5 separate regions of the Homo sapiens genome follow, and regions 2, 3, 4 and 5 are each linked to region 1. A link is a loop called in an ENCODE intact Hi-C map of the cell type or tissue named here. Cell type or tissue: PC-3. All regions are shown on one strand. Region 1 overlaps LOC105374187 (a long non-coding RNA gene). Region 2 has its middle 47 kb from the start of SPTSSB. Region 3 holds the start of SPTSSB (serine palmitoyltransferase small subunit B). Region 4 holds the start of B3GALNT1 (beta-1,3-N-acetylgalactosaminyltransferase 1 (Globoside blood group)). Region 5 overlaps LOC107986150 (a long non-coding RNA gene).

The links. A loop is a pair of places that touch in the nucleus more often than their neighbours do. Peaks named below come from ENCODE experiments on the same cell type or tissue, not always from the same donor. Only the 100,000 strongest peaks of a DNase experiment are listed, where the experiment ranks them.
Region 2: it touches region 1 in a loop (2.3-fold over the local background); 7 of 110 quality-filtered maps call a loop at or near these places.
Region 3: a loop joins it to region 1, with 10 times the contacts of the local background. A loop is called at or near these places in 3 of 110 quality-filtered maps.
Region 4: it touches region 1 in a loop (5-fold over the local background); 18 of 110 quality-filtered maps call a loop at or near these places.
Region 5: it touches region 1 in a loop (15-fold over the local background); 46 of 110 quality-filtered maps call a loop at or near these places.

What each region holds. Positions count from the first base shown.
Region 1 is chr3:161,272,447-161,277,446 of GRCh38, reverse strand. All of the region lies in intron 1 of LOC105374187 (a long non-coding RNA gene), which reads right to left. Among named protein-coding and RNA genes, the nearest start is that of NMD3, 54 kb to the right of the region's middle. RefSeq lists an enhancer at 2,605-2,654. In PC-3, CTCF peaks have their summits at 2,361, 2,561 (motif pointing right), 3,429 and 3,635 (motif pointing left); DNase peaks (open chromatin) are centred at 2,556 and 3,636; H3K27ac peaks cover 2,202 bases.
Region 2 is chr3:161,322,253-161,327,252 of GRCh38, reverse strand. It overlaps the pseudogene EEF1GP4. Among named protein-coding and RNA genes, the nearest start is that of SPTSSB, 47 kb to the left of the region's middle. In PC-3, no CTCF peak of the experiment used is centred here; a DNase peak (open chromatin) is centred at 3,122; H3K4me3 peaks cover 353 bases; H3K27ac peaks cover 2,668 bases.
Region 3 is chr3:161,369,453-161,374,452 of GRCh38, reverse strand. SPTSSB (serine palmitoyltransferase small subunit B) reads left to right here and starts at 2,936. Exons shown (of 3, transcript NM_001040100.2): 1 at 2,936-3,018. RefSeq lists enhancers at 2,354-2,908, 2,909-3,463. In PC-3, a CTCF peak has its summit at 2,565; DNase peaks (open chromatin) are centred at 1,432 and 2,882; H3K4me3 peaks cover 4,068 bases; H3K27ac peaks cover 4,143 bases.
Region 4 is chr3:161,102,124-161,107,123 of GRCh38, reverse strand. It overlaps B3GALNT1 (beta-1,3-N-acetylgalactosaminyltransferase 1 (Globoside blood group)), which reads left to right and starts at 1,775. Exons shown (of 5, transcript NM_003781.4): 1 at 1,775-1,889; 2 at 2,718-2,805; 3 at 3,607-3,697. It overlaps LOC124909453 (a long non-coding RNA gene), which reads right to left and starts at 2,443. Exons shown (of 2, transcript XR_007096147.1): 1 at 2,239-2,443; 2 at 1-553. RefSeq lists silencers at 1,871-1,960, 1,971-2,220. In PC-3, no CTCF peak of the experiment used is centred here; a DNase peak (open chromatin) is centred at 2,373; H3K4me3 peaks cover 2,948 bases; H3K27ac peaks cover 1,487 bases.
Region 5 is chr3:161,406,394-161,411,393 of GRCh38, reverse strand. It overlaps LOC107986150 (a long non-coding RNA gene), which reads right to left. Exons shown (of 3, transcript XR_007096152.1): 3 at 1-5,000. Among named protein-coding and RNA genes, the nearest start is that of LINC02067, 18 kb to the left of the region's middle. In PC-3, a CTCF peak has its summit at 2,183; DNase peaks (open chromatin) are centred at 1,343, 2,163 and 4,043; H3K27ac peaks cover 5,000 bases.

The sequences.
Region 1 (5,000 bases):
GCCTGCCTTAACTCCCACAGATCTCTAGCAAGGTCAGGGAAATTTTCCTCAATTATTCCTTCAAATATGTTTTCCAAACTTTTAGATTTCTCTTCTTCCTCAGGAACACCAATTATTCTTAGGTTTGGTCATTTAACATAATCCCAGACTTCTTGGAGGCTTTGTTCATTTTTTTAAACTCTTTTTTCTTTGTCAGATTGGGTTAATTCAAAATCCTTGTGTCAAGCTCTGAAGTTCTTTCTTCAACTTGTTCAATTCTATTGTTGGACTTTCCAATGTATTTTGCATTTCTCTAAGTGTGTCTTTCATTTCCAGAAGCTGTGATTGTTTTTGACTTGTGATGTCTATTTCTCTGGAGATTTTCCCATCCATATCCTGTAAAATTTTTTAAATTTCTTTAAACTCCTATTCACCTTTCTCTGGTACCTCCTTGAGTAGCTTACTAATTGACTTTCTGAATTCTTTTTCTGGCAATTGAAAGATTTCTTCTTGGTTTGGATCCATTGCTGGTGAGCTAGTGTGATCTTTTGGGGTATTAAAGAACCTTGTTTTGTCATATTACCAGAATTGTTTTGTTGGTTCCTTCTCATTTGGGTAAACTATATCAGAGAAATATCTGGGACCCAAGGGCTGCTCTTCAGATCCTTTTGTCCCGTGGAGTGCTCCCTTAATGTGGTGCTCTCCCCCTTTCCCTAAGGATGGGGGTTCCTGAGAGCTGGACTGCAGTGATTGTTATTTCTCTTCTGGGTCTATCCACCCAGCAGAGCTACCAGGCTCCAGGCTGGTACTGGAAAGTATCTGCAAAGAGTCCTGTGATGTCATCTGTCTTCAGGTCTCTCAGCAGTGGATACCAGCACCTGCTCTGGTGGAGGTAGCCGGGGAATAAGGTGGACTCTGTGTGGGGCCTTGGTTGTAGTTTTGTTTAGTGTGCGACTTTTCATGAATGCTAGTTGTGCTGGCAGTAAAGTTGTCACATGGACAGACTTAGGACCTCTGGTTAGCCAAGATGTCACAGGCAGTGGAGTTAGCTGTTTTTTCCTTCTTGGGGGAAGGGTTGTTATTTTATGAGTTGCTGTGTTGGTTGGCCTCCAGCCGGGAGGTGGCACTTTCAAAGCAGCATCAGCTGTGGTAGCATAGGGAGGATACAAGCTTGCCCTAGGGTCACCTGGATAAGTATTCAGGTTTCTCAGGTGGTGGGCAGGGCCATAGAGCTCCCATGAGATTATGTCTTTTGTCTTCAGCTACCAGGGCAGGTGGAGAAAGACCATCAGGTGGGGCAAGTTTAGGCGTGTCTGAGCTCAGACTCTCCTTGGGTGGGGCTTGCTGCACCTGCTGTGGGAGATATGGGTGTGTTTCTCATGCCAAAGGGATTATGGCTGTCTCTGCTGCATCAGACAAGTCTCCAAGTCAGTGAGGGAAAGCCAGCTGTGACAGGCTTCACCCAGCTCCCAGGTAGCCAGAAAGGCCAGTCTCACTCCCAGTGTGCTCCCCCAACACGGACTTTATAACCAGGCAGCTGGTGAGCAGGGCTTGGAACTGGCCCCAAGCTACAAGCCTCTCCTCTGAGAAAGCAAGCAGGGCTTTCAGGCTTCACCCCTCCTGCTGTGGCTTCTGTGCCTGTGTCTGCACTTCCCGTTTGCCCCCAACCCTGGATTCTGCCCTGGAAAATTCACACTTGGTCGAAATTACTACAAAGTTCAGCTGGAAGTTTCCTTCTTCCTGTGGTCTTTCCGCAATTCCACTGGCAGCCCTCCCCAGAGACCCCTGTGAAATAAAGTCAAAATAGGTTCCCTGGGCTTCCTTGGATGCCAGAAGTGCCTACAGGCCTTTCCTGCTGCCTCTTCTACTTTTATATTTCTCTCCACTCTCTAAATTCATTTCAGCTCTAGGTAAGGTTAAATCCCTCTCCCGTGATCCAGATTTTCAAGCTCCTCGGTGAGGATGTGTGTTCAGAGGTGGACTTTCACCCTCTCACACTTTGGGCACTCACAGTTTTTCGGCTGTTTCTTGGAGTTTGCAGTGGCAAGCCGCTTATTTCAAAGGGTCTGTGAATTCTTTCTGTTTTCCTGGTATGTTCTTGCAGCAGTTCTTGGAGCAAAAGTTCACGATGTGGTCTCCACATGCTGTTCTGTCAGTCCAAGTGGGAGCTACAAGTTAGTCCTGCCTATTCACCATTTTCCCCTGCAGGCCTCAAGACCATGTCTTTTTAAAAAATTATTTTTGATACAATCTTTCCTTGATTTATGTTGTCATTCCTAAGTACTCCTTGATTTATATTGTCATTCCTATAATGTATTCCTAAGACATTCAAGTGTCTACTATAAAATCCTAATAACTTTGTATTGACATGTTAAACACAATTAGTAGTAGGCTTAATTAGATACATATTTTTAGCTACATGATTGTCAGGACAAATGAAAGTCCCAGGGGTTGAAGGACAATTCTTGCTTCTATAGCATTGTTAGATGCGCCGAATGTTACCTAGCATGTATCCATGGCTTCTGACCAATTATTGTGACAACAAAAACACTCCCACAAATTTACAAAATGTCCCCTAGGGGGCGGTACCACTCCATTGAGAACCACTGCTGAAGGGCTTCAGAGTCTTCAATATGATAATACAAGCTGCAAAGACAGAAACAAGGATAGGATACTTTTTTTCCCCAAGTACAGGTAGTTTCTTGAAGGACTATCGCTTCACTAATCACACTTTGGGGAATGTTGGTATTGATCATTTTTAAAAGTGTATTCAATAGTAAAGGCATTCTGAGTATTGGTCACAAGTGAACAGCTGGAAGGTTCCGGAGACATGTGTCCCATGGATGGAAAGCCTGATACTTGGCTGAGTCTCTCAATGCACCAACCATACAGAAAAGATGTCATCTCTAAGAAGATAAAAGGGAAGCAGCTGATAGAGACTTTCTAGTATACTCAGATACAGACGCAGCCTGAGTCTCATTAGTGCCATTTAGAATAAATGATTTTTTTTAAGTTTCGTACTTGGAGTCCAGACTGTTGCTTTGAAGTCAGCCTTGTAGTCCTTGGACATACTCATTCATAAAACTTATTTTTCAAGGGCCATAAGTGTCTTGTAGGCCCATTTCCCAAAATGAAAGGGAACTTGTGGATCAGACCAGTGAATGAGGAAGAGAATTTTGACTATTTTTTTCATTATCAATTCAAAATATAAAATTTAAACAACGAAATGTTTATTTTCACTATTTTCCCAAGCCTGTAGATTTTATAAGTATTGAAAGACCTATTTAAATTGGAAAGTCTACATTTTAGATTTTACTTCTCCCAAACCTGGCTTTAACTCATAACCAAATGTTTACCAGAAAAATAAATAAAAGCCACGTTATTCGGGGCCTAGTGAGGCTGAAAATGTCCTGATCTCTACCTCGAGTAGAAACAGACTCAGGTAAACAATTACAGAGTAATTGGTGAGTACTGTTAGCCATAGGATCACAGAGACAAGACACTTCATCTAACTTGGAGCCTAAAAAGAGTTTCTTGAAGACTAATTAGGAGGGGACCAGAATTATCTCCTTAATTATAATGTCAATTTTAACAGATTTTAAGTATGAGAATAATGCTTCTGATTTTCAGAAGTACTTATCAGGCATTGGTGCCACCTGGTGGCCATTTTAATTGAACCTAAAATTATTGTTTAAAAGAATTAGAAGTTTTTCCCCCTTCACTGAGGGGAAAAAAATTAGGAAAACACATTTTTATTATTTTGCAACATATTTATCTTACAGTTTCTGAAATTTGGGGATCAATATTTCAATTCACTCTTACTAGATTCTCCAGTCAACCTGACTTGGGTCACTTACTAAAAGGCCATATCTCATCTTTATCCAGATTTGTGAATAGGTTAACAGTTACCACAGTATTTGTAAAATAAGTACTTGATAGTGGTAATGCAAAGAAAATTCCGATGAGATGAGCAATAAAAGATCATCAGTGTTCGATCATATTTTTTTTGTTTTTTCTGAGATGGAGTCTTGCTCTGTTGCCCAGGCTGGAGTGCAGTGGCGTGATTTTGGCTCACTGCAACCTCCGCCTACTGGGTTCAAGGGATTCTCCTGCCTCAGCCTCCCAAGTAGCTGGGACTACAGGCACGTGCCACCATGCCCGTCTAATTTTTTGTATTTTTAGTAGAGACGAGGTTTCTCCATGTTGGCCAGGATGGTCTCAATCTCCTGACTTCATGATCTGCCCACCTCAACCTCCCAAAGTGTTGGGATTACAGGCATGAGCCAATGCGCCCGACCCTCGTTCATATTTTTAAAGGCACTTCATTCAACAGTTTTTAAAGCAAAGGCCTTTACTTATTTAAAAAAATCTAAATTATGGCATCCGTGGTCCTTCCTAAACAAGACTCAGGGAAGCACAAACCTTAAAGAAAAAGAATTTATGGGCCGGGCATGGTGGCTCACGCCTGTAATCCCACTTTGGGAGGCCGAGGCAGGAGGATGGCTTGAGCCCAAGAGTTCAAGACTAGCCTGGGCAACATGGTGGGACCCCGTCTCCACAAAAAATAAAAATAAAATTCACCAGGCATGCTGGCACACACCTGTTATCCCAGCTACTCAAAAGGCTGAGGCAGGAGGATCACTGAGCCCAGGAGGTCAAGGCTACAGTGACCTGTGATGGTGCCACTACACTCCAGCCTAGGTGACAATGAGAACCTGCCTCAAAAAAAGAAAAAAAAAGGAAGAAATTTATGGCTATAACTACATCAAAGTTAAATATTTGCTTAGCAAATGACATCGTACACAAACTTAACAAACAATATATTTTCCATGTCTAAAACCAACAAAGGCTATTATATAAGAAATTTCTTCAAATCAACATGAAAGGAAAATCAAAGAGTATGAAGAAATACTGACCAGGATGGAAACTAAATAACCATTGAGTAATATGAAAGGATACTCAGCATGTAATCAAATAAATATAATTAGAATATCACTTTATACCTATCAAAAATTAGGGGG
Region 2 (5,000 bases), 50 kb before region 1:
AAAACAAAGGGAAACTGTTCAGGGCACTGGCCTAGGCAAAGACTTGACAGCTAAGACTCCAAAAGCACAGACAATGAAAACAAAAATAGACAAATTGAACTTTATTAAATTAGAAAGCTCCTGCATAGCAAAGGAAACAGTAAATGGAGTGATGAGACAACCTATAGAATGGGAGAAAATATTTGCAAACCATCATCTGACAGGAGACTGATATGCAAAATACACAAGTGTGATAAAAATGGACCAAGATGCCACATGATTCCAGAACAATTGGAAAAGTCATATTTCTTGTGAAGAGTATCTTAGAAATAATTATGCAGAGAAGATATAGATGTACACAAGTCACTTGCCTGTTTTAGTCATTTATCCCCTTGTGGACTTTGGGTTTAAGATCCCCAGCTTAGTTTTTGTATCTATAATTTCATCCATGGGTACAGATCACCCCTGAGGCTTAAATAAAATATTTCCTACCTCAAGAGATAGTCTTATTTTCTTTCTTTCTATTTTTTTTTCAGTGAAACTCTGAGCTTTTTATGGTGGCAATGTGCCTAGAACCAGCTCCATGCCAAAATTTTTACTCACATTTTCTTATTTCTCAGTTTCCTTTGTTTCTAGCCATGTAACCCAGTTCTGACCAATAAGATGTAGGCAGAACATGCTGCTGACTTGAGGAATTTTAAATTTCTCTGTAGAAGGGACATACAATTGGTTTGGCCCTTGATCATTTCCCCTTCTTCCTGCTTTGAAGTGGACAAATTATCTGGAGATGCAAACGCCATTTTGTACTTGTGAGGAGATAGCCACAAAGACAAAAGCCAGCTTGTGAAGGATGCTTAGCAGAAAGTAAAGCAAGAGTCTAGACCCTTGGGTGCAGTTGTGTAGCTAAACCAATTGCCAGTAATTGCATAGGTTTGGTAATATGAGAAAAATAAACCCTTCATGTTTAAGTCATGTTGGTCAGCTTTTCTGTTACTTGCAGCCAAATGCATTCTTGATTTGTTTTTCTTCCCTTCTCTTTCTCTGAAGAATCACCATGATGGCTTAGATCCTGTACACATATGCTGAAAACTGGAGGGCCTTCAAAGCCCTCATCACTGCTCAATACAGCAGGGCTCAGGTCTGCATGCTCTCTGCACCATCCCCACTTCCACTTTGGCCAAACCAATCACAAACCTAAATTTCTTTTCAAATTTCCTGCTGGCAAGATTCCAGCATTTGATGGTGACAGTGGAGCCTGTGTGTTTAAGAGTAATGTCATTACCTACTGTGTGAGCAATGAGGAGCTGCAGGAAAGTACTCCAGAAGCAGAAGCCCAGGTGGTGCAGTGGATAGGCTTTGCTGATAACAACATAGTGCCCTTAGCCAGTACTTGGTTGTTCCCTACCTTGGGCATCGTGCACCACAACAAATAGGCCACTAAGAATGCAAAAGAGGACATGAGGTGAATTCTGGAGCTGCTGGATGCTCACTTGAAGATGAGGACTTTTCTGGTGGGTGAATGAGTAACTGGCTGACATCACAGTTGTCTGCACCTTGTTATGGCTCTATAAGCAGGTGCTGGAGCCTTCTTTCCACCAAGCCTTTCTCAGTATCAACCCTTGGCTCCTCATCTGCATTAACCAGACCCAGTTGCGGGCTGTCTTGGAATAAGTGAAACTGTGTGAGAAGATGGCCCAGTTTGATGCTAAAAATTCTACAGAGAGCCCGACTAAAAACGACACCCATGGAAAGGGAAAGGTTCGTTAAAAGAGAAGCAGACGCCTCAGGCTGAACAGAAAGAGGAAAAAGTGTGGCTTCCCTTGCTTCTGAGGAGGAGATGGATGAATGTGAGCAGGCACCGGCTGCTGAGCCCAAGGCCAAGGGCCTCTTTGCTCAGCTGCCCAAGGGTACTTTTGTGTTGGGTGAATTTACACCCAAGTGCTCCAGTGAGGACACACTGTGTCACTGCCATATTTTTGGAAGCACTCTGTTAAGGATGGCTGGTCCCTATGGTTCTCTGAGTATCACTTCCCTGAAGAGCTCACTCAGACCTTCATGAGCTGCAACCTCATCACTGAAATGTTCCAGTGACTAGACAAGCTGAGGAAGAACACCTTTGCCGTGTCATCCTCTTTGGAACCAACAATAGTAGCTCCATTTCTGGAATCTGGGTCTTCAGAGGCCAGGAGCTTGCCTTTCCCCTGAGTCCAGATTGGCAGGTGGACTACAAGTCATACACGTAGCAGAAACTGGATCCTGGCAGTGATGAGACCCAGATGCAGGTTCAAGAGTACTTTTCCTGGGATAGAGCCTTCCAGCATGTGGGCAAAGCCTTCAATCAGGGCAAAATCGTCAAGTGAACATCTCTTGCCATCACCCAGCTACCTGAACCTTTGTTTCAGGGAGATGAGGGTCATTAAAGAAAACTGAACATTGAGAAAAAAGAAATGCTTCAATATTTTATTAATTCTATAATAAAACAAACAGCTGTGCAATCATTTTGATAGATGGCAACTCAGCCTCCATGTCTGACAAAAATAGTGGGGTTAGGGAAGGGACAATCATGACCTGGCTCTGTCCCAAATGAGCAGCTTCTATTCAGTTCCTATTGATAGTTGCTATGCTGGAATGTTATTTGATTTTTTAAAAGAAATCAGAAATGTGGATTTTTATGTGAAATCTCACAATTCAATATTAATAATGAATTTGGAAGTTTCAGACTCCCCAAATGGCCTCAGGAAGGCTAAAAGTTTTTTGACCTCTGAGAGCAGGTGTCAAGGACAAGAACCCTTACCACAGGCCAAGCCCAGCAACTGCCTCTAAGTTTCCTTTCCCAGTGCAGATGCCAGCCTTCTCTGTGGGCATATTCCTTTTCCACTTCACAATGTCTAGATAGTCTCATCAACCTTGACAAACAAATAAGTCTTAAGTTAGGGCACTTTTCATTCTAAAACTGGAGTCCATTTCTAAGAGCAAACTTCACTGTAGGAATTTCCAATTTTTTACTAAAGGCTAAATAATCTTTGTCATTAAAATTTATACCATTAAGATTAAAAAACAAACCCAGATATTTCTGGTTACCATAAAAAGCAAATATTGACTCACTTGATGGTGAAATGACTGCTTCTTTGTTCATTCTTTCAGTAGTTTGTTTTCATCTAGAAAGTGCTGTTTACTTTGTAAGTAATGGTCTGTTTACAGTTCAGGAAAATGATCAACTCCTTTACTTTCTCAAATTTTCCAAAGTATAACTTTAATAAATAAAGCTCTGCCTTGTCATCATGCCTTCTGATTTTCCTTTTCCCTCCTGTTGTTTTCTGTCTTCCCATTTCACTCTAGCCTTCAGCCTTTTGGTAAGCCTGTAGCAAAACCAAGAGTAATTTGACAACGAATATGCTCCTTACTTCACAAAATAATATTCTTATGGATTTATGTCACTGTAACTATCCAAAGCAACTGATAATTTCCTTGGATCATTGAGATTCTCCAATCTCAAATCTAATACTCTTTTTCTCTCATAGTGATAGAAGTGTACCTTTTGGATTCTGTTGCCTGACCTTGGTACCTGCATCTGACCTCTGCTTTTCTCATAACTGGGCCACTACGCAGCTGTCTCACCAGGTTTATAATCTCCTTCTCCTCTGAGGATCCTTTTGTCTTTCTCCTAAGTAGCAAAACAACCAATACATAACTAACAGTAAAACGAATGTTTTCAACACATGATTCTCCTCACTGCATAATATCATCTCAGCAACTCTAGCCATGTAAATGTGTCTGTTTACAGTTTATAAATCTCCAGTCTACTCTTTGAGTAATCTCTATTTGCCTTTTCTATTCATAAGCATAACACATAATACCTTTGCCTGTTTATCTAACAGTTATTACTGCTTGATGTTTCTTAATGTTTCATCGTGGTGAGAGGCATTGATTGGATCTTCCTTCAACATAGAGATGAGCCAAAATTTGCTAAGTGTATTTATTTATAATTTATATTCCTTATAGTTCCAAAATGCATTTAAGATCATTTAGATGAAAACATGTAGTTAGCTTAATTAAAATAAAAACAAAAGTTAAAAATATCTTTTAGAGTTAGGATAAGATAGCTATTGTCACAGAGCATAAAATTTGGCTTGAACTTTTTTGGCAAGCCAGGGAAAACAGAAAGTAGTACAAAGCTCTCATTATGTGATCAAATAAACTACATGAGTTCTTTCCTCAACAAATGAATGTCTGTAACAAATATTTGTGAAGGACTTACAACACCTCAGACACTACACTTACTGTGTGGATACAAAGACAGAAGATACTAAAATGACATGAAAAGGCCAATATCCGGTTTGGTAAATAGACATATAGATAATGACAATAACATGAATTAAATTTAGTGCTTGAAATCTGCACAGGGTGTTATTGAAACACTTACTTGGAGTCAAGAGTAGTTACATCTCCTGAAGAGAAGCATGTGCCATGTGCTGAGGAAAATAATGTGTATTCTGTAGCCACTGGATAAAATGTCCTATAAATATCAATTATGTCTATAGTACAGATTAAGTCCAATGTTTCTTTGTTGATTTTCTGTATGCAGATCAGTCCAGTGCTGAAAGTGGGGTATTGAAGTCTCAAGTTATTATTGTATTAGGGTCTATCTCTCTCTTTAGCTCTAATAAAATTTGCTTTATATACCTGGGTGATCCAGTGTTGGGTGCATATATAATTGTTATATCTTCTTGCTGAATTAACCCCTTTATCATAATATAGTAACCTTCTTTGCCTCTTATAGTTTTTCTCTTTAAATCTATTTTGTCTGATATAAGTATAGCTACTTCTGCTGTTTTTTGGTTTCCACTGGCATGGAATATCTCTTTCCATCCCTTTGTTTTCAGTCTGTGTGTCTTTATAGGTGATGTGTATTTCTTGAAGGCAACAGGTAATTGGGTCTTATTTTTTGGTGGTGGTTGTTTGTTGTTGTTGTTGCTGTTGATGTTTTTTATCCATTCGGCCACTCCATGTCTTTTGATTGG
Region 3 (5,000 bases), 97 kb before region 1:
CTTTTCTAGATTTATTTCTTGATCTTTCCAGAGAATATTTTTTTCTTTTCTTGATCAAGTCTCCTTTTTCATTTTTGTTTTTGTTTTTTACTTTCCTACTTTATTATTTTCTGCTGTTATCTTTATTAGTTAACATAATTCTTTCACAATTTTTTCTAAGTCTCCTTGTACATTGTTTTGCAATAAAGACACTTAGTGTGTAATTTCATAGATTGTTTGGCTTTTCTGTATTCTCTCAATTTTGTTATGTAGGGTTTTTGTTTTTCTTCTGTTCCTAAAGAGTTTGTAATTTTCCCATTTGTGCTTTTTAATACAGATTCAAAGCATCTTTAAATTTCCAATAGTATATCAATCAGGGTAAATGTTTGTTGTTAATTTTATCCTTATTGTATTTTGATGGATGATGTGGTCTGTATGACTTCTGCCTTTTAAAATGTGTTGACCTAAGCCTGGACATCAAAATGAGACCCCTTCTCTAAGGAATTTAAAAAATAGCTGGGTGTACTGGCACGTGCCTGTAGTCTCACCTACACAGGAGGCTGAGGCGGGAGGATCACTTGAGCCCAGGAGGCTGAGACTGCAGTGAGCTGTGACTGTGCCTCTCCGCTCCAACCTGGGCGACAGAGTGAGACCCTGTCTCCAAAATAAAAATAAAAATAAAAGTGTTGACCTATAGTTTGTGATCTAGTTAAGTTTCGAGAATGTTCTATAGTTGTATGGAAAACATGTTAATATGTATTCTCCGTTTGGAGGTGCTAAGATATTCATAAAGATGTTCCTGTGTGTGGTTATAATACGTGTATGTTATTTAAGATTATTTTTAATGGTCTGAATACATCTGCCAGCTGTGCCAGTTTCCCCCAACCTCCAGTTGGAGTAGTTGCAAGGTCTCATATCCATTTCACAAACCTTTGCCAAGAAGGTCTATTTCTATATTTCCACAAATGTGCAATCACAGTATGGAGGGTGGAGTGTCACAACTAAGTGGGGGTAAATAGATAATGAAAAATAAGATTTACCAGTGTAAATAGAATTGGCCTCACCAACATGGCCTTGGTAGTCCCCGCCAAGTCCTTTCTTAGGGTTTCTATTTCCTGATCTACATGCCCTGAGTGGTCATATCTACCCTGCCAATATTGCAAGGTGTGTCGCGAGAAGCCAAAAGATAAGGAATGTGACCAACATAAAGTGATAAAGAAATAAATAACACTAGCAGTGGTTGCTGCTATTTAGACACGGGAGCAGAAGGAAATGATAACTACGTAAAATGGCTAACACGGGCCCAAGCAGGTGCTCTGTTTCTATTGGTTCCCTTCCCTGCCCCCATCTACCTTTAGCTTCCTCTGGGGACATCCTCCCTCCTGCATGGAGACACCACCGCCCAATAACGTGAGCCTCCCTCTTCGTAATAGCCCTGGCAGTGTGGAACCCGCTGAAAGCGCGTTGTGAGGATGAGCAGAGACCTGCCAGCAGCTAAAATTCGCGCTTTAACACAATCAGCCCTGGCCGAGCATGTGCAGTGTCTCCTCCTTCGGCAGTGGGGGCTGATGGGCAGATACTGCCCAAATGCTCATTCATCAAAAGAGGCTTTCGCTCCCGGACTCCCCTGGGCCTCGAGCAGAAAGCGTCTCGGCCACGGAGATACAGAACCGGGAGCCTTCAAGGTCCTCCGCCACTCTCAGCAAGCCCTGCTCTCGATGGAGAGGAGATCGCTGGGTGATGGATGTGGGCTTCCAGGGAAGGTGCTCGCGCTGGTCCCGAGCCCTCCGGGGAAGATATTCGAGCGCGGAGCGTAAGCGCAGGGCACGCCAGCCCCGGGAGCCGCGGGAGCAGGCGCCGCGCGTCTCTGCACCACCGGGCCGCCTCCCAGCCTTCTTTCCCCAGTTTGCCCTCCTGCCGCAGTCCGGGCCGAGATTAATTCTCTGCACTTGTGAGTGGGCACACACAAGTTCTCCGGGCACGATCCTTTCATCTATTTCCCTGGGGGAGTCCACCTTTTTAACGATTAACCTCCTAGCTACCGCGGGCAAGGTGGCAGGATGCGAGTGGGGCGGGGAGGGGCGTTTCACACGTTCAGAGGCACCAAAATTAGCTGCCAGTGCTAAAAGGCTTTGCTTTCTTCGGTTTTTGACAAATAAATGGGGTGGGATGCTTGCTTGGCCGCCCGCTGCCCCAGCCCGAGCCCTGGGCTCACTTAGCAGCCTGATGCCGAGTTTCAGACGCAGTCCTGCTGCGCTTACACCCGGGCTTCTTCGCCCCCTTGCCAAAGTCTGCAGCCCGATGGATGCTGGGCGCGGGCTTTCCCTGAGCGCTTTAACGCAGCTTAGGCTAAAGCCCCAGAGCTCCCACCTTCTACCTCCTGTTTATCCGCCCGCCCCTCTACCACCGCCAAAGGACGTGCCCCTTCAGTAGAGTCGGGGATCCCAGCCCCAGAGCGGGGGAGGGCGCCTCCCTATCCCCTCCTCCCCGTCCCCGCCTCGGCTCGGGGTTTTACTGCAGCAGCCGGAGGTGACAGCGACGCCTCAGCCGCCTCTGTTGCTCTCGGAGCCCCGGCTTCCCCTGCACCGGGAAAGCGCCCCCTCTCGAGAGGCTGGTCCCTGGAGAACTGCGAACGAGCTGCAGAAAACCAGATTTTAAAATGTAGAAGTCGTTGGGCTGCATTCCTCCGAGGACCAGTCTGATCGCCCAGGACTAAGAGTGGCAGCGTATGAGAAGTTGGGACCATAGAGCAAGGGGGGGAGGGGAGTGTTGCAGCAGGCATTCTCTTCTGGAAGGAGTCGCTGGGAGCAGTGCGGTTGGACACAAGTTTGCGTAGGAGTGTTTTCCTTTTGTCAATAATTAATCACCGGAATTAGCCAGGTAGAATTTGAGTTTTAGCAAGAGTCCTGAGGGCGGGGCCGAACACCTAACTCCGGGAGGCTCCCAGGCGCCCGGCGCAGTGGGAAGCTCGCAGCAGCTGGGGAGGAGCCAAAGCCTCGGCGCTCACCTAAGCCGCAGGGAGATACACCCAACTGGGAGGTAAGCATCTTCCAAAATACCTACTTGAACTGTTAAGTAGCTTTAGTAGGATAGAATTCCTGTCTCTATAGGAGGAAAAAATTAATACTGAGCTTTAATGCAATTTATCAGTTTATTATTTAACTGCATTACAATTTTCAGAATTGATGGATTTTTCCATTTACCTTTCACTATGTGGGAAACTAAGATGTTTCACTCAGTAGAAGCCAAACTTTAACACTGAAACTTTCCAAACTAAAAGAAGAGAAAATTTCTTTACTATTTTCACTATTTACCTTCGTGTAGTCCATTAACGACTCAGGAAAATATCATTGGGTTGTGCTTGGTTTCCTTCTTAAATATTCATCTTTACCTAGTTCCGTGCTCCTATACAATCCCTCTCTGCCCATAAGCTACTTAAACTACTGTACTTTAGGCAATAGTACACACAAGTCACCTGCCAAAAAGTGAAGAATTTCCAACAAGGAATACATTTTAACATTCTCTTGTAAGTATTAAGCAGTATGTATTTTCTCAAAGATACTTAAGTCATCCTTTATAAGTAACCAAACTTCTTCACCAAAAGACAGCCAGCTAGAGTTAGCTAAATAGTTAACTTTGCCATGGGGATGAAGAAGGTGGGGAAATGTTTAGAGTAGCATTTTAAATATGAGTTGGACTCCAGATTTGTTTCAACTAAAGTGACATTCAACTGGTTGGCAATTCACATATGAGCCCAGTCCACAATCACATAAGGAGTTTGAAGAATTGTTAAATGTAAGAACTAGCCCCAAAGTCCAAATAACTGCATCAGGGGAGTTGGGAAAATTGTTTTTCAAAAAGATTTTGTGGTGCAGTACTTATTTTGAATTAGACAAAAATTAAGAAAGACATGGTAATTTTTGCTAGTGAAATTCTAAAATGTATACATAAAAGTGTTGAATTTTTAATAACTTGATTTCCACATCTGAATTATTCCTATGCTGTTTAAAACAGGTCATTTCGGTGACTTTCTCAAGGGCTGTGAAGGCTTTGTACATAGATAACTAGACCAAAACCAACAAGCTGTAGTATGAAATGTACTGTCACTCTCATTATCCAGATATTTATTTACAACTATTTAATGATAATAAATTAAAAATTATTTGTCAAAACAAAGCATGGTCATTCTAGAATTCGACTAGATTTGAAGTTGAAAGTCGATTTGAAGTTGAAAATCAACCAGTCCTCAACTCTCATTGGTTTTCTTAATTCACTGTAAATTTGCAAATACTTTTATAAAAACTGCCCTTTATAATTGTACAGCAATTCTATCTCTACTATGCTAATTATAAAGAGAGTTTTGCCACTATCTTACCACCAAGTATAAAAGAAACAAAATATTCATAAAAAATGATCCAAATGGGACTCACTTCCAGAATGGTGATGTGAAGAGCTTTTCAAATCCACTCCCTAAAAACAACAATAACTGGTGAAAATTATAGATAAATAACCATTTAAAGTTCCTGGTAATTGTCCTAAGGACATACAGCACGAAGAAAATATTTATTCAAGACAATCTCTTATATTTCAGTAAGAACTGCAAACAATTGTGATGCTTGAACCACAATATATTTCCCCACCCTCTCCAGTTGAGTGTGATGATGTTCCAGTAAGGATGGGTGCAGCCACTAACGCAGGGCCCCCTCTCAACCTAGATCCTCGTCTACAGTATACCCTGAGAGAAGCAGGCCACCAGCATTACTCATCATCCCCAGCTTTGTGTTTCAGAGCTCTATTCTAGATAAGAGCAACTGAGAGTTCTGAGGCTCTCTTCCTCCAACCATCCTCCACTCTTAAGACAGAAAATGAAGAACTCAACAACAAGAACACAACTCATTTAAAAGTGGACAAAAAAATTTGAATAGACATTTCTCCAAAGAGCAGGTAGAAACAGCCAATTTACACATGAGAAGGTGTTTACTAGCCATTAGTGGTTGGGGAAATGAAAATCAAATCAAAAC
Region 4 (5,000 bases), 170 kb after region 1:
AGGCCACCTTGGACTTTCAGCTTAGCTGATTCTCCAGTTCAGGGATCAGCAAACTACAGCCTGTAGGCCATAGCCTGCTTCTGTATGGCCCTTGAGCTATGAATAGCTTTGGGTTTTTAATAGTTTATAAAAATTAAATAAAAAAGAATATGTGACAGAGACAAAGTCTAAAATATTTACTATCTGATCCTGTTTTACAGAAAACTTGGCCAACCCCTGCTACAGCTGAATGTATCTATACGAGTGAGCCAAATCAAAACCAGAGAGGAACCACATAACCAACCTTCAGAATTATGAGAAATATTAAATTGACATTTTTGCAAGCAACTATATTTTGGGAGAGTTCGATCTGCAGCAATAGATGACTCAATCACAAGCTGATAAATGCTACACAAAGAAAAAGGAGACTGCTTCAAAGGAAATAATCTCATAAAGGTTTTGGGCCTTTTTGTCTCACTTACTTCATTTAGGAGAATTTCTTACCCCAATCTGTTGTCCATGGCTCTGCTTTGCATTCCAGGGAAGTTTTGGCAGCTATGAGCACATATACCTGCTGGTTACTCAAAGGACATTCAAAACATTTTAAAAATGAGTATTGAAATACAACTTTTCTAAAATTTTAAGAAACGGAATTTGTAAAATATAGTATTAATGCCCTAAAGCATTCTTCCAAATAAGAGGTCTATTTTTTCAGCATATTAATCTATCTGCAGTGAAACCTGTCTGGTTTTGTTATTAATGGACCTCCTTGACTTAGTGAGGTGAACTGTCAGCCCAGGTAGGGTGAAGAATGGCTGTGATAAAGGCGTGCAGCAGGGCAGCAATCACTTTACCCTCTGCAAAGGACACAGCTACCTGCCAAGGCTGGAACCAGGAAAACAATCTCAACCATAATTTAGATCTGATTATTATAATTTAGATCTGATTATTTATGCAGTGTCAACTAAGTCCTTGACTTACACTGCTACTATCTAAACTTACTTTTGTTGTATATCCATTTTGATCTCTATATTCACCCCTATTATTTTCAGAGAACCTTCAAACTATCCTAAGTAATTTTGCAGAAAAAGGCTATAAGGAAGAAGCAGTCAGGCCAAAGAGTCAGTAAACAAAAAGAAATGGTGGGCCACGTTTAGTCTTGATGCAAATGTGTGGGTTACAATCAGGGGTGGTGCTCATGGCTGAGCTTGGTAGTGGTTAAATACATGATCCAGACCCACTTGATTTTGAGGAAAGGACCAGTACAATCAATACTGCACATCTTGGTAAAAGGAGTTTGAGGAGATGGATCTGGGAGTTTAGGTCAGCTATGCTCAGGTGTACAAAAGCAACTCCCTGGGACTCCCATCCATACACAGGCCATTGAAACCTGACGTGTCTCTCTTACCCCCATTCCATTCCCCATCGATTCCGGAAGAAGAACTGGCATTTCTTCTGAGACAGCAAAGAACTCCTCCTAAGATTTCCTCTTTCCTAATTAGTTCTGTATGAAGTTTAACAAGAAAATCCCTCCAGGGCCGCCTCGAGGCCATGCACTCACGCAGTTTGGAAAGACGACCAGGGAAAAAGGATCTCAAACAAAAATTCTAGCTCGACGTCTGCCACTAAGTTGTCTAATTTTGGCCAGCATCAACTAAAGGCATACATAACACGGCCGTGCTCGGAATGCAAGGTGACCGCGAGGACCCAGAGGGCGCGCCATGCGAGCTCACAGGGCTGGGGGCCGCCTGGGCCCGCGCGTGCAGCCAGGGGCTTCCGGCCGCGGCCCTGGCGCGTGGTCTGCGCGCGCCCGGCCGTGCGTGCGGATGCGGGGAGGCTGCGTGTGTGCGCAGGGAGAGAACGCCGGCCACCTTCCCGCTTCCGAGCTGGGTGCGCGCCGAGCACAGGAGGTGAGTGAGAAGGGCGGCCCTGCAGGGTCTCCGAGGCGGTTGAGTCCTGCCACTGGGTGGAGGGTATAGCCACCGGACCCGCCTTTCCCGGAACGCGCCGTCCTCGGAAACGCCTAGACCCCGGCAGCTAGGCCGGGAGGCACCGCCCACTCCTCTAGAGCGGAGCGTGGCCCAGGTTGAGCCGCCGCACCGTGGGTCTCGGGTCTCGGTGACGAGCAGCTGCCCGCCTCCGGTGAGCGCGGGAGAAGGGGCCCAGTGGGGCAGTGGGCGACGCGGAGGGCCCAGGCCCAGGCCGCGGCCGCGCCGCATCCGCTGGTTGTCCACCTTGCCTTGCCCCAGGGTGCAATACCTGCCTTGCGTCGCCCGTGCCGCTCCAGCCACCGTCAAATCCGGGTAGCGACCCGGGGCGTTTGCAGCGGTGCCGAGGAAGAGGACGGGAACGGTGTTACGGTATTGGTGGGCCCCTAACAGGCCTGCGGCGAACGCTTTCCCGGAGCGCTAGGGAAGGGCCCCGGCGCAGGGATGTCGGAGGGATTGGGAAGGAATGTGAAACTAAGTGGGGAATGTGGAGAACGGGCGGAGAGAGAAGGAAATCCCACGGGGCTAGGGCTACAGGATTCCTACAGGCAGTGTTAAGGAACATACAGGGCGTTTTAAAAAGATTCCTAGAGGTGCAACGGAGTCTCACTTTTCCAAGCAGTAAGGAATGATGCCATCCTCAAGTACGGGTAGTCTTTGAATTCAGTATCCGTTCGCCTTCTTAATGTTGGATTTAGGAGGGAGATTTGCAGGGCTTTCATGATTTTGTTTCCTCTGCGTTTTGCACAGATTGCCTGCGTTTAGGAGGTGGCTGCGTTGTGGGAAAAGCTATCAAGGAAGAAATTGCCAAACCATGTCTTTTTTTCTGTTTTCAGAGGTAAGGAAAATTTGGGTTTGCAGTGTTCAACTGGGAACAAGTTTTTTAGCTTCTCCCAGGAGGCTTAAGCAAAAGAAGGGCGCTGAATTTGTGCTCTTAGTATGCATGTGTCGATGCCTGATAAAAGCACAAATTACTGAACGCGTATCAGTCTGGAGAACAGAATCGTTTATTACTAACAGATAAGAGACTATGACTTTTTTCCCCTCATAGACTAAAATGTTCGTTCAAATGAATGGCCATTGGATAACTCCAGACCTGAAAATAAACACTGTTGTCAAAACAGCATCCAGGCCGGGCGCGGTGGCTCACGCCAGTAATTCCAGCACTTTGGGAGGCCGAGGCGGGCAGATCACCTCAGGTCGGGAGTTCGAGATCGGCTTGGCCAACGTGGTGAAACCCCGTCTCTACTAAATATACAAAATTAGCTGGGTGTGGTGGCACACACCTGAAATCCCAGTTCCTCGGGGGGCTGAGGCAGGAGAATTGCTCGAACCCGGGAGGCAGAGGTTGCAGTGAGCCGAGATTGTGCCATTGCACTCCAGCCTGGGCAACAGAGTGAGACTCCATCTCCAAAACAAACAAAAAACAAAAAAACAGTGTCCAAGTATAATTTCAGATTAGAGCATGAGGTGATTTGAAAGCGAGAAGAGAGGATCAAGGCTTTTCCAAAAATGAAAAAAGTGTTGATATGTAATAAATGGCTCCAAAAACAACTTGCTAAGTATACAACATTGATTTTAGATGTCATAATTCCTAATGTTATGACTCATATATATTTTTTTCTGTTCTTCTGTTCAGTAGTTCACAACAGATCTGAGTGTTTTAATTAAGCATGGAATACAGAAAACAACAAAAAACTTAAGCTTTAATTTCATCTGGAATTCCACAGGTAAGTTCATCTACTTTTAACTTATAAATTATCCTAATTGGTTAAAAATGCCCATAATAATGCCCTTTACAAGGTTTTAAGTATCGTTGATGCAGCCACGAAGTTTGTTGTATATTCTAGTACGATTCTTTCATCAGAGGATTTGAAGAAATTCAAGAGTGAAGCTCTACTAAGCCATTTTGGATAATATATTTTTTTCTTTTTTCTTGCTTGAAAAATAGAGACAAGGCCACTTTATGTTTCCCAGGCTGGACTGGAACCCCTGGGCTCAAATGATCCTCCTACCTAAGCCTGCAGAGTAGCGAGGACTTCAGGTGTGTGCCACCTCACCCGGCTCTAATAATATATATATTTTCTAAAAAATTGAATTATTAAAATACCATGGTTCTTCAGGAAAACCCAATAACTATAAAAAGTTAATTTGGTGGGTCATATTCAACTTCAAGTTCTGACTCAATTCCCTTTATGCCTAAGAAAATGCTCCATTGAGTACTTTTTCTCTTTCCCCTTTGGATGGATGATGTCTCTTCTTCTTGTGCCCAGCCTCCAGCTTTGTTCCATCCACCATTGGATGATGCAGGTAGAACCCTCTTTTGGGAAATGTCTTTGTCCCTTTCACAACTATATCATGTCCAGACCAAAGAAGCTTTTAACAGGATGGATCATGGTTGCTCGCTATGGGGTAAACTCCCACTGTGTGGTAGATAGCCACATGGATGGGGTCAAGCACGTGGGATCAAACAGGATACTCTTAATGACCTTGCACAACAGATACATTCAAAAGTTACAGTTCATTTAACAGCAGGCTGTTTGGCAAACATCTCTCTTGGGACTATGGACAATGCTTTTATACTAATAAAAAATTGTATATTATAAATACTGATTTGCTTTTGTTACCAGTCCTTTTGGCATATTGTGAATTAGAGGCTAGGGGAAGATGAGAGGATGAGCTAGAAATACGGCAGTTTGTAGGGGGCGCATCAGCATGGGGAAGGAAGATGAAGCCACAGAACATCTGTAGGGTAGGGCCCCAAGTGCTGGAAGGTTGGGAGATTTGGCTGGGGAGATAACCTGCACTCCTTGAATCTCTGAGACATTAAGGAACTAAAAGAAAGCTAGAGTAGGTTATCGGTTTCCCACCCCATGTATTTCTGACTCTGAACACAGGTAGGTAGGTAGGATCTCATTGTCTGTTGCTTCTCTTTCTGTGTCTGTTATCTGGAACTATATTTAGCTATTTTGTTTCCAGAGTTTGTTTTCAAGAATGGAGTTACCACTTTCTATGCAAAAGCAGAATGGAGTA
Region 5 (5,000 bases), 130 kb before region 1:
TTCTATTAGTAGTAGTAGTAGTATTTCTGAGAGAGGGGCTCACTCTGCCACCCAGACTGGAGTGCAGTGTTATGATCTCGGCTCACTGCAGCCTCCACCTCTCCAGATCAAATGATCCTCCCACCACAGCCTCTCAAGTAGCTGGGACTACAGGTATGTACAACCAAGCCTAGATAATTTTTAAATTTTTGTAGAGATGGGATCTCACTGTATTGCCCAGACTGGTCTTGAACTTCTGGGCTCAAGCAATCCTCCTGCCTTGGCCTCCCAAAGTGTTGATATTGCAGGTGTAAACCACTACGCCTGGTCTATGGATGTTATTTCTCTTATTAAATCTGCCTTTTGTCAACTGACTTTCAGTGAACCTTCAGAGGACAAAGGAGAAGTTTTCCCTTGGCCCCTATACCTCCTCTTATTAAAGCATTTACTGTAAAGGCCTTACAATCATGAATCCTTCCTCTGTCCCTTTGAGATGTATATATATCTCCTGCAATTTAGGATTGTCTTTCTCAAAGATCTGAAGACCATTCTTAGAAATGTACTTGTCAGGATAGAATCCTAATTTGGGGCCATCATTGCTGGCTAGCAGACACAGCTGGCCTAGTCACATTTACACTGACCAACCCTTGGTAACTTTTTATTTGAACCCCAGTTCTCTCTCCCTCCCACTCTCTCCCTCTGAGGTGATGGATGTGTTTTATGTGATGATGACATCATGGGTGTATTTATATGTCTGGATTCATCAAGATACATACATTAGATGGGTACAATTTTTTTGTGTATCAGTTGTACCTCGATAGAGCTAAAACTAGAGAGAGAACTGATAAAACAATGTATATTACAAGTTTTTATAGCTAATTTTCAGACATAAACAATAAAGTCTTATTGGAATAATAAAAATTAAAATAAAAGACACCGCCACCTCTGCACAAACTGGAATGGAGCGCAGCTCTTTCCCTGACTGTCAGTAGTTACTGAATAAAATGTTTTCATCACTTTAATGTCAGTGGTGTTTATCTTGGACAAGTGTGAAGTTGAGACCCTGGGACAAAGGGAGGAATTTCCCTGCCAGCAATCCCTTCTTCGTGCCTCCTTCCAGTCTATCTCTTAGGCTTTGACGGGTCCCACTTTCCAGCCTCCCTACATCCACTTTCACTGCACACTACCCACTTCCATTTTTCTGTTGAGACTTTCTCCGATTAGTTGCCCCATCCAGGGTGGGTGGGTTCCCAAAGGCGGAATGCTTCCACACCCCTGGATAGGTTCTGCTGTCTGGCATATACCCTATTGCATCTGACTCCCCAAAAGACTCAGAAACTGTGGCCGAAACCAGCAGGCCCTGCCAGCAAATTAGTAACTTCCTGCTCCTCCCAGGTGCTGTGGAAAGGAGGGAAAGACTTTCTCAGGAGGGCAGAGATGGAATCATTGCTCATGGTGCCTCCTTCTTCCTCTGCTTATTTTGCATCCAGAGGATCAGAGATGTAAGAACTTGAGAGGATCTCAGAGCTCCTTTAGTACAATCTCCTCATGTGATAATTGAGGAGGTAAGATCCAGGGGTTACTACTGCTACAACCACCGCTACTGCTTTCACTTTTGCATGCATACTCTACCAGGAATTGTTTCAAATGCTTCACAAATGGCGCCATTCTTCCCATTTTACAGAGGAAGATGCTGAGACCCAGAAACTGAGTCTACCGGAGGTGATGTAGCTAAGTAGCAGAGGTGAAATTCAAACCCATTGAACAAAAAAAACCAAATCCCCAAACGTCTCACAAGCGTGAAACTTAAAATGATCCACAATTTTTAGTAAAATATTAAGAACACCGTCCTATTTCGTTAGATACATTACTTTTTAATGTGCAAAATGGTCAGCCCTGAGGGTATGGGAAAAGGGGCTGTGAGTATAGTTAGAAATTAGTACAAAAAAGTTTTCTGTAGACTTCCTCATAATCACATTTTCCTTCAATTTGGCTGAATTTCAGTAACAGTTGATTTAATATATGAAAATGGTAAGGTAATATGTTATCATCCTGAGAAAGGCTGATGCTGTAAATCCTGTTGTGACAAAAGGCTGTTGTGACAAAAGGCTCATGCTGTAAATCCTGTGTGTCAAATAAGTCACACTTCAGTGAAAGACTAATTCAGCAAAGAATTTTGCAAATATCGCAAGTTCCATAAGGGGGCAACATGGGGCCGTTACATAGGGAAGACATCTCTTCAAAAAACTGTAATTCCTCTCTTTAACCTCCAAATTTTCCAGAGATCGAGTTGTTCACTCCAAAAATAATATTCCAGGAATTGACTTTAAGAATATTGCCCAGAATTTCAAGCTCTGTGAAACTTTTCATGACAATCATAGCTAAATAGCAAAATAATCGAGAAATGTAATAACTGAAGTTTGACCTTGGGCAAGTCTTTTGGCCCCTTTGGGTCTCCACATTCACATTTGTAAAATGACACTAACCCCACTCACATCTGTAAAACAGCATTAATCCCACCTGCACCATTTACCACAGAGGGAAGGTGCTAATTCCCAGTGTAATGCTATGTCTGCAGATGTAAGATTTTTTTGTTTTGTTTTGTTTTGTTTTGTTTTGTTTTGTTTTGAGACAGGGTCTCAGTCTGTTGCCCAGGCTGGAGTGCAGTGGCAAGATCTCGGCTCACTACAACCTCTACTTCCCAGGCTCAAGCGATCCTCCCACCTCAGCCCCCCAAGTAGCTGGGATTACAGGTGCACACCACTCATGCCCGGCTAATTTTTATATTTTTTGTACAGACTTGGTTTCACCATGTTGGCCAGGCTGGTCTCGAACTCCTGACCTCAAATGATCCACCCACTTTGGCCTCCCAAAGTGCTGGGATTACAGGCATGAGCCACCGTGCCTGGTCTGCACATGTAAGATTTTAAGATTTTATTAAACATACAATTAATTCAAATAGATTGTTGGGTTACCTGTTTGGATCCACATCCTAAAGATAACATATGCTTAGAAGCATAAAGCAGGAGGTAACCAACAGCCTGCAGCTTGAGTCCCTAAGACCCATATGTACAAGAAAATCAAAGTCTCAGGTAAAACCCTTACTCAACTGCAGCTTCCCCCAGCAGGGATTAGGGACCACATGTTGGAATGCACGATGTTTTGAAACATTGCTCAGAACCAGTGGGGCCTGGGTGGGCAAGCTCTTTCAGTGTTGGATTTTCCTGCGGGTCTCCAGAAACTGATAGCCTGTATACATACCTAGCGCCAATAACCATAGATACATTATAGATTAAAATTATGTACCTAAAACTTGCCTCATGATGCAGTTAACTTTTCCAAGATGATTTTATCAGCTTTTATGAAAATCATGTTGTGCCATGTTAAGTTACTTAATAATGTGCCTGCTCTTCACTTTAAAGGTAGAAACTTTCGGTGCTGTTAAATCGTAGCACTTCTTGACAACACCTGTTGATGTAAATGATTCAACCGTGAGTCCCTTGCTTTGTAAATCATATTCTAGAACAACTAGCTTCTTACATTGCCTTCAAGTTTATGATTTTATGCAAGTATACTTGTATAAAACTCTTTTAGAATTTAGAATTCTATGTACATTTTCTCCTCACTTGTTTATCTTCAGAACTAATTCTGAAAGCATTTTGAAATTCCATCATTCAAGGTTCTTTGCCCTCTATGAAGGTAGTTTTTTTTTTAACCAGTCTCAAAATAAAAGATACTGAAAATGAAATGAATCAAACAACTTGGAGATTCCTAGCAAATCCCCGGGGTCTAGTGACCCCGAGCAAGGGTCACTAGAGAAATTGTAGGGGCAAAAACAGGGATTTAGCCTAAACCATAAGAATGATTAAAAAAAAATCTCTTTAGCATTTTATAAAGGTGTTATACATTCTAGAGAAAAGGATGAGAATCCATTCCATTCTAAAAATTCATCAGTTATCAGTAAGGGTAGGAAAAAATATGTAACCCTTAGTCAGAGTCATAATAGTCCCAACCCTTGAGAAAAAAAAAAAAACAATATGTTAGACTTGGTTCATCCATCTGCTGAGCCAATATTTGCACATTCAAAACTTGCAGGTATCAAATGTACATATTTGCTTTGAAAAGAATTTTTGGAGCTGGGAAAGAGTCTATTCTAAGTAGCAAATACTTAACATCTCCTGACATTTATTCCACTGTAAATGAAAATTTTTCAAGAGAAATTAGAATTATTATCATTTTAAGGGTTCTTACTATTGTGCTGAGAACCCCACAGCTGGGAACAACAGAATTCTTATGCTTCTGGATCCCACACTCCTCCACTAAGTTGCACTTTTGATTTCATTCAGAAATCAAAAAGTGCAAAAGTGAACTCTGGCAAAGTGCAAAAGAAAGTTCTTAGGAAGCAAAGGTTCTATTTGTATTTAAAGAACATTCCATGACAATGATGGTGTGATAGAAAAGGGCCATGTTTTAGGCAGCAAAAATAAAGACATAGATTATGATAAAAATTTATGCTATTTGGGGAAGAATCAACAGCATGTTTGAAATCAGAGCTTTCCTAGACCCAGGTTGTGGCTCTGGAGTTAACAGCCCCTCTCACAAGGCACTTTGGTGTGTGGCTACAGGAAGTGAGGAAGTGGTGGCATCAACCACAGCCTTCTTTTGTTAGGCTCCAGCTAAACACATGCATACACACGTGAAAACAATGGCCAAAATTCCTCAGACACTGGGAAATATTAATTTAATGCATAATAAAATTTTGCATGCAATCCCTCCTGCCAAGGCTATCCTTGCCCTTTGTTAGGCATCCCTCTTAGTCCATTTGTGCTGCTATTAAAAAAATACCGGAACCGGGATAATTTATAAAAAATAAAAATTTATTGTCTCACAGTCTGAAGGCTGGAAAGCCCAAGATCAAGGTGCTGGTAGGTTCAGTTTCAAGTGAGGGCCTGTTCCTCATAGATGGCACTGTCTAGATGTCTGCAACATGTTAGGAAAGATGGAAGGACAAAAAAGAAGAT